2 separate regions of the Homo sapiens genome follow, and region 2 is linked to region 1. Evidence: chromatin contacts called from ENCODE Hi-C or POLR2A ChIA-PET data. All regions are on one chromosome and are shown on one strand. The core of a region is the stretch at or near the end of the contact, and the rest is flanking DNA. Distances in the headings are between cores, read along the strand shown. Region 1 holds the start of CNTFR (ciliary neurotrophic factor receptor). Region 2 holds the start of IL11RA (interleukin 11 receptor subunit alpha).

Evidence for each region. Hi-C counts contacts between places; a loop is a spot of excess contacts on that map. ChIA-PET counts read pairs that join two places held with the same protein, here RNA polymerase II (POLR2A). Pooled maps may share reads with other maps.
Region 2: a loop to region 1 is called in a map of esophagus muscularis mucosa, with 2.7 times the contacts of the local background. The contact joins the promoter of IL11RA here to the promoter of CNTFR in region 1. A Hi-C loop is called at or near these places in 2 of 168 maps with a recorded cell type or tissue (GM12878 and esophagus muscularis mucosa) and 1 of 50 pooled maps. POLR2A ChIA-PET finds 5 or more read pairs at or near these places in 4 of 52 experiments (A549, HepG2, OCI-LY7 and 1 more).

The regions. Positions count from the first base shown.
Region 1 is chr9:34,588,042-34,591,047 of GRCh38, forward strand. CNTFR (ciliary neurotrophic factor receptor) reads right to left here and starts at 1,683. Exons shown (of 10, transcript NM_147164.3): 1 at 1,514-1,683.
Region 2 is chr9:34,650,755-34,653,564 of GRCh38, forward strand. It overlaps IL11RA (interleukin 11 receptor subunit alpha), which reads left to right and starts at 1,431. Exons shown (of 13, transcript NM_001142784.3): 1 at 1,431-1,479. It overlaps GALT (galactose-1-phosphate uridylyltransferase), which reads left to right. Exons shown (of 11, transcript NM_000155.4): 11 at 1-281. RefSeq lists a silencer at 1,387-1,486.

The DNA of each region.
Region 1 (3,006 bases), core at 433-2,932:
CCAGAGCCCCCAGAAGTCCTGTGCATGAACTTTAAACTCCTAGTCTTTGTGTAGGCTCAGGGTCTCAGTTGGAGTATCAGCCCTGACAGTGTGAACCTTAGCTCTATCTCACCAATGCTGACCAGGAGCCCCTGGCACCAGCTGAGAGGATTTGTGTGGGTTGTGACAGTGGAGACAGAGAGGCATAGTTTGAGACACCTAGGCCCTTCTAGCCCCCAAGTCATTGCTAGCCCTACATCCCTGGGAATCTGCAATGGTTCAAGCCCCATTCCCACACGTGTAATGACACACCATCACACCCAGAGTTAGATACACAAAAATACACCTGGTGTTTCAGGCCCCTCGGACACACAGCAATTACAGATGCACAGACACACCCAGCATTTCACACTCGCACCACCTCAGTGACCACAGCCACACAAACACTCCCAGTGACACAGACACAAATTCACCAAGTATTACAGGCAGAACAACTAGTGTTAGAGACACACTCCTACAGCGGCATGCAGACACACACCCAATGTTGCAGACAAGCTGCCAGGCACACAGACACACACAGACGCTTCTCAAAAAGAGAGACTAGACGGAAAGAAAGAAAATCCTGAATTTTCAACAAGGCGTGAAATAGTCCTGCCCGCCTGAAGCTACTGGAGGGGGGAGGGGGACAAGGGAGCGAGCAAGCGAGCGAGCTAACGCTGGAGGAGAGGCTCGGGAGAGGAGAGGAGCCGAGAGGGAGAGCTGTCCGTCTGGTGACCTCCCCACGGCCCAGCCCCCACGCACGCGGAGATACACTACTCGGAGCAACACAGGGACACCCAGACTGGCTCACACTGAGCCGCACTGGAGGAGACACACACGAGCAGACTCACAAAGAGACACTTGGGGATACACCATAGGCAGACTCGCACAAGCCAGGAAGACTTACAAAGAGACACACTGGAGGAGACCCACTACATGGAGATACATCCAGGCGGACTGAAGAGAAAACCATGGGGACGCCGACCGACACACACATGCACACACACACGCGCGCGCGGGCGCGCGGATTCACACGGACACACATGCACTGGCAGACGCGCAACCGTCGGTTCGCATCCCCGGGCGCTTTGAAGTCCAGATTTCTGCCCGAGAAAGAAGCCACCTTTGGGCGCGCAAAGGCCACTACGAACCTCCCCAAACCCAGGAATTTTTCCAGACCCCGCGCGTGCAGCTGAGGGGTGGGGAGAACAGGGACACTAGGACAAACCGCCGGAGCCACCTCCCTCTAGTCCACAGTCGGCCCCACCACCACCACCACGCCCAACCCCCGGAGCGCCCGGACGTGGGGGGCCGCTCCTCCAGCGCCCCCGCCCCCGAGTTTGCAGGCAAAGTTTCTCGTGAACTTTCCTGTCGCCCCCGTCCGTGGGCCCACGGGTGTCCCCTCACTCTTCCCGCACGCATGAGGGCCGCCGGTCTGCTGGTCAGCCCGGGCTCTGAGGGTCCGGCCGCGCGCACTCCGCCGCAGGGTACTCACCGCGCCCTCGGGCCACCCGGGCTTCGCGCCGCGCCTTCCGACCGCCCCCGGCAGCGAGCGAGGCAGGGAGCGCGGAGCTAGCACCGCCCGCCGGATCCCACCGCCGAGCCTCGCGCCGCGCCGGCTGGAGCCGCCGCCTCCGCTGCCGCCGCCGCCGCCGCCCGCTCTGCACCGGCTCTTCAGCGCTCGGCGGCTTTAACCCCCCCATCCTCCTCCCTCCCTCGCGCGCTCCCTCCCTCCTTCTCTCGCCCATGTGACCGCGGGCGCCCGCTCGGCCGCGCGCGCCCTCGCTCCCCTCCCCCTCTTGCCTTGTCTCCCCGCGCCTCCGCGGCCGCGCGCCACGACCCCTCCCCGCCACGGGCCCCGCGCGCCCCCGCCTTGGCACGCTCTCGCTCCTGGCACACGCGGTCCGCTCGCCCTGCGCGGGCCTGTGAGCCCCCACTCCCACTCGCCCAGCACTGGCACGCGCTCTGCCCCCCCGCTGGCACACTCGTCCGCACTGGCACGCGTGGCCCCCTCGCGTTCACCCTTTCTCGGGCGCGCCCTCAAGACGGCTGTGGTCCCCGTGCTTCACGCGCAGCCCCGGCCGCGGGTCTCGCAAACGCGCGCGCGCACACACACACACACACACACCCACTCGGCCCGCTCCCCTAGGGCGGCTGGGCGCGCACTCACCCCCGGGATCGCTCCTTCACACTCACTCTCCCTCTCGGCCTTAGCCAGGTCTCTCCTGCGCACACTCCCGCACGTTCAGGCCCTGACGGCCTCGCACCGACTCCCTGGCACACCCCGGGCCAACTCTCGGGGTCCTCCCTCCGGCGTCGCCGTGAGAGGAACGCGAGCCAGAACCCCCAACCCCCACTTTGGGCAGAAGAAGCCAGCCGGCTCCGCCTCTCCCCTATTGCTACTGCCCCCCGCAACGACTCCCCTCCCGGTCACCCCCTCGCGCGGGGGAAAGGGGCTTCCTTGACCGGGGATGGACCCTGCCGGGAGCCCAGGCCCATGCCTCCAGTGTCTCCGATGACACCAACACCACTACTCGCATGTTCCTCGCGCCCCGAGGACACACAGCCGGGGGAGAAGCCTCCACTGGAATGAAGGGGTAGGGAGGGTGCACTCTCAATGCCGGGCACAGGCGCACCCCTCGATAGGAGGCTCACTCCCTTCGCAGCCTGGGCCTCTGAGGGGCCGGGGTGTTCACTGCACTCGTCCCTGGGCCTCCGGTCTGGCTGCAACATAGGAGAGTAAGGTTGGACAACCTGACCAACTTCTGAGGCCACGTGAAAGCGCAATGGAGTGGCAATGGCAGAGGCAGAGACCGAGAAAGCCACCCCCGTCTCCACCCCTTGGATTTGTCACCTGACCCTTGACCCATAATCCTGGGCCCTGCCCCTCCGGGGAGCTGCTCTAGGGCTGAGGGCGAGGAGAAGGGAGGGAAATGTCTCCATGTTTCCTCACATCCTTCCCCAGTAGGCTGCCTAGAGCGCCCGGGC
Region 2 (2,810 bases), core at 181-2,680, 62 kb after region 1:
AGATTCTCTTACTCTTGGTGTAATGACAGCATTCCCAGTTTAGGAAACTGTTTTAAAATCTTGTGTCTTGGTTGTGGCTGAGGCTTTGGGAAGGCCAGAGCCCCCTTTGCCACCACCCCTAGGGTGTCAGCTCCAAGCCTGGGCCTGAGGGTTTGATGGGGAGCGGGTGAGCTGGATCCTGATCCCAGTGGTCAGTGGCCAGATCCTGGGCTGCTGGCCAGAACCCTGGCTTTGTGAGTGGCTGCAGCTTGGCTCTGCTCCAGCCCACAGGGGCTAAAGGGGCGGGTAGGGAGTGTGTAGGGAGCGTGTACGTGGCTTTGTGTCCTTGGCTCCTCCAGACTCTCACATGTGCGGGCACCATATACTTCTGCTGCCCTTGTGCCCCAATCATTGCACAAACAGAAACAGCTCTGACAGAGAAGGGACTGCTAGAGTTAGGAACCCTAGGGCCTGGAAGGAAGGTATGGCTCTCAGAGTGACCTGGGGTCTATTCAGTCCCCTCTGGACCTGTTTCCCTGGCAACGCTGTGGGAACAACAGTCTATGCAACACAGGAGACCTGATGCCACTGGTGTCCTCCAAATTTTAAGGCGAAGGCAGGCATTGTGAATGATGCAGGGATGGCCAGAATGGTTTTTGCCTTCGTTCTTTCCCCAGGGGAACCAAGCCTGTGGGTGGGGAAATCACACTAAGGCTGGACAGTGACTGAATCTGGCCCAGGAGAAACTTGGCTGCCTGCCTTCCAGACCAGGGTTTTTCTTCCCTGAGATCCTGGAGGGGAAGTACCTGGAACTTGGGAGTGTTGCCCTGGTCTGGAAGATCTGATAGACATAGTATGCACACATTTCCCTCGAGCTTCCCATGACTGGGGAGTAGATGAGAACCCTGAGTGGGTGGCTGGTTTCTTGAGGCATACATATACCCGACACACCTTACACCTCTGATTTGGCTGCATTTTGGAATCATCTGGGAAGTTTTAAACAATACTGGTGCCTAGGTCCAACCTCCAGAGACTCTGATTTAATTGGTATGGGGTGGGGTTTTGCAGTTTTCAAACCACAATATCCAGCAAAGTTTGAGAACCACTGCCCTACACAGCCCTCCTTCTTCTTTATCTTATCTGGAGTCAGGGGCACCTTCAGCTTCTCCAATCACCTGGCCAGTGGCTCTTGTTTCCAGTCCTGCTGTTCCAGGGTGGATAGGCCTTCAGGCGGAGACCCAGGAATCCAGCTCCAGACTCTGTCCCAAGCAGCCTCTTCAGTCCGGGACGGGACAGGAAGTGTCCGGCGGAGGTGGGGGTGGAGGTGATTGGCAGTTGGAGTCTCCAATGGGCCAGGAGCCCCCCTATTTCACTCCTCTCCTTCCATTGGCGCCTGGGCGGAGCCACCCCCGCTGCGGGGGCCCAGGGCGGGAGGGAGTAGAGGCCGGGGCAGAGGGCGAGGGCGAGGGCAGAGGGCGCTGGCGGCAGCGGCCGCGGAAGGTGAGGCCTGGTGTAGACGCCAAAGTCTTGTCAGGAGTGGGCGGGGCAGGGTGATGTATGATCTGAAAGGCCGGGAGTGACTAACGACTGTCAGTGTGTATGTGCCTGTGAGGCTGTGTCTGTGTGACAGTATCATTGTGTGCGATTCTGAGTGTCACTTGGTGCAGCTGTCAGCTAATGTGACTGCGTGTGTCAGTGTGCATGGAGCTGGAGGTGCATGTGGCTGTGCAAGTGTGGGATTATGTGTGTATCTGTCAATGCACATTTTTGGTGGGACTGGGTTGTGTGTTTGTGTGAGAGGGACTGTGACCACATGAGGGAATGTGTTTTGGGAAGGTCTCTGTGGGGTTTGAGACCATGTCTGCCAGCGTGAGAGTGGGTGGCTGGCTTTGTGTGTGCCAATGTGTGACTTCAGCAGTAGCAGAGCAAAAGTGAGGTTTGTGACTATGTGTGTGTCCTGGGTCCTAACTTAAACCGTGTGGGAGTACAGCTGTATTCATGTATTGGGGGACCTACCTCAAGAGCCCATGGGACTGACCTTTCTCTTAAGTGTCCAGCATTGACAGACACACCCACAACACACGTGGCTTCCCCTCCTTCCTCTGCTCAAGAATCCCCAGCATCAGGTCTACTGCTCCTTATTTTCTGTTTCCCTGCTTGGCTCAGTTTCCCTTACGTGCCGTTTTCTGTCCCTATTGCTGTCTTACTAGAGATACCTCTGTGTGTTTCTTCACAGCTTTGTTCCCCTGGTCTCTCTGTGTGGGTGCATTTCCAGTTTTGCCTTTCCTTTCTCTCTGTCTCTCTCTGTGCCCCTATGCCTGCCTTCCCTGCTGATCTTGATCTCTGGCTAGTTGGGGGCCTGTAACAGTGATGAGATGCGGGTCTGCCCCGGCTAAGAGCTCCCTGAGAGAGGGGGCTTAGACCATGATGAAGAGTTGCTTTTAGGCGGTGCTGTGAGCCCTGGTAGGGGCTGTGTGCGTGTGTGACTGCGTGAGTGTATGAATATGTGTAAGTGTGTCTGAGTCTGAGGCGGTGTGGCTGTGCCCGTGTGACTGTGAGTGACCGCATGTGAGAGTGTATGAGTCTGAGGGTAACTGTGGGTCTTGTGTATCTGGCACCAAGGGACCAAAGGCATTTCCTGGTGCTGGGGCCCAAAGAATGGAGGGGGAGGTGAGAAATGGCTGGAACTTCCAGGGGAGGGGGAACTGGACTCTTTGGCCTCTCCTTATATCCCCCAACCTGGGGCCTCCCTTCCCCTGGAAGCACAGCCAGCTGTACCCTAAGGAAACATTTGGTGAGGAGTGAAAAGAGGGGGAGTTTGTATCTGATTT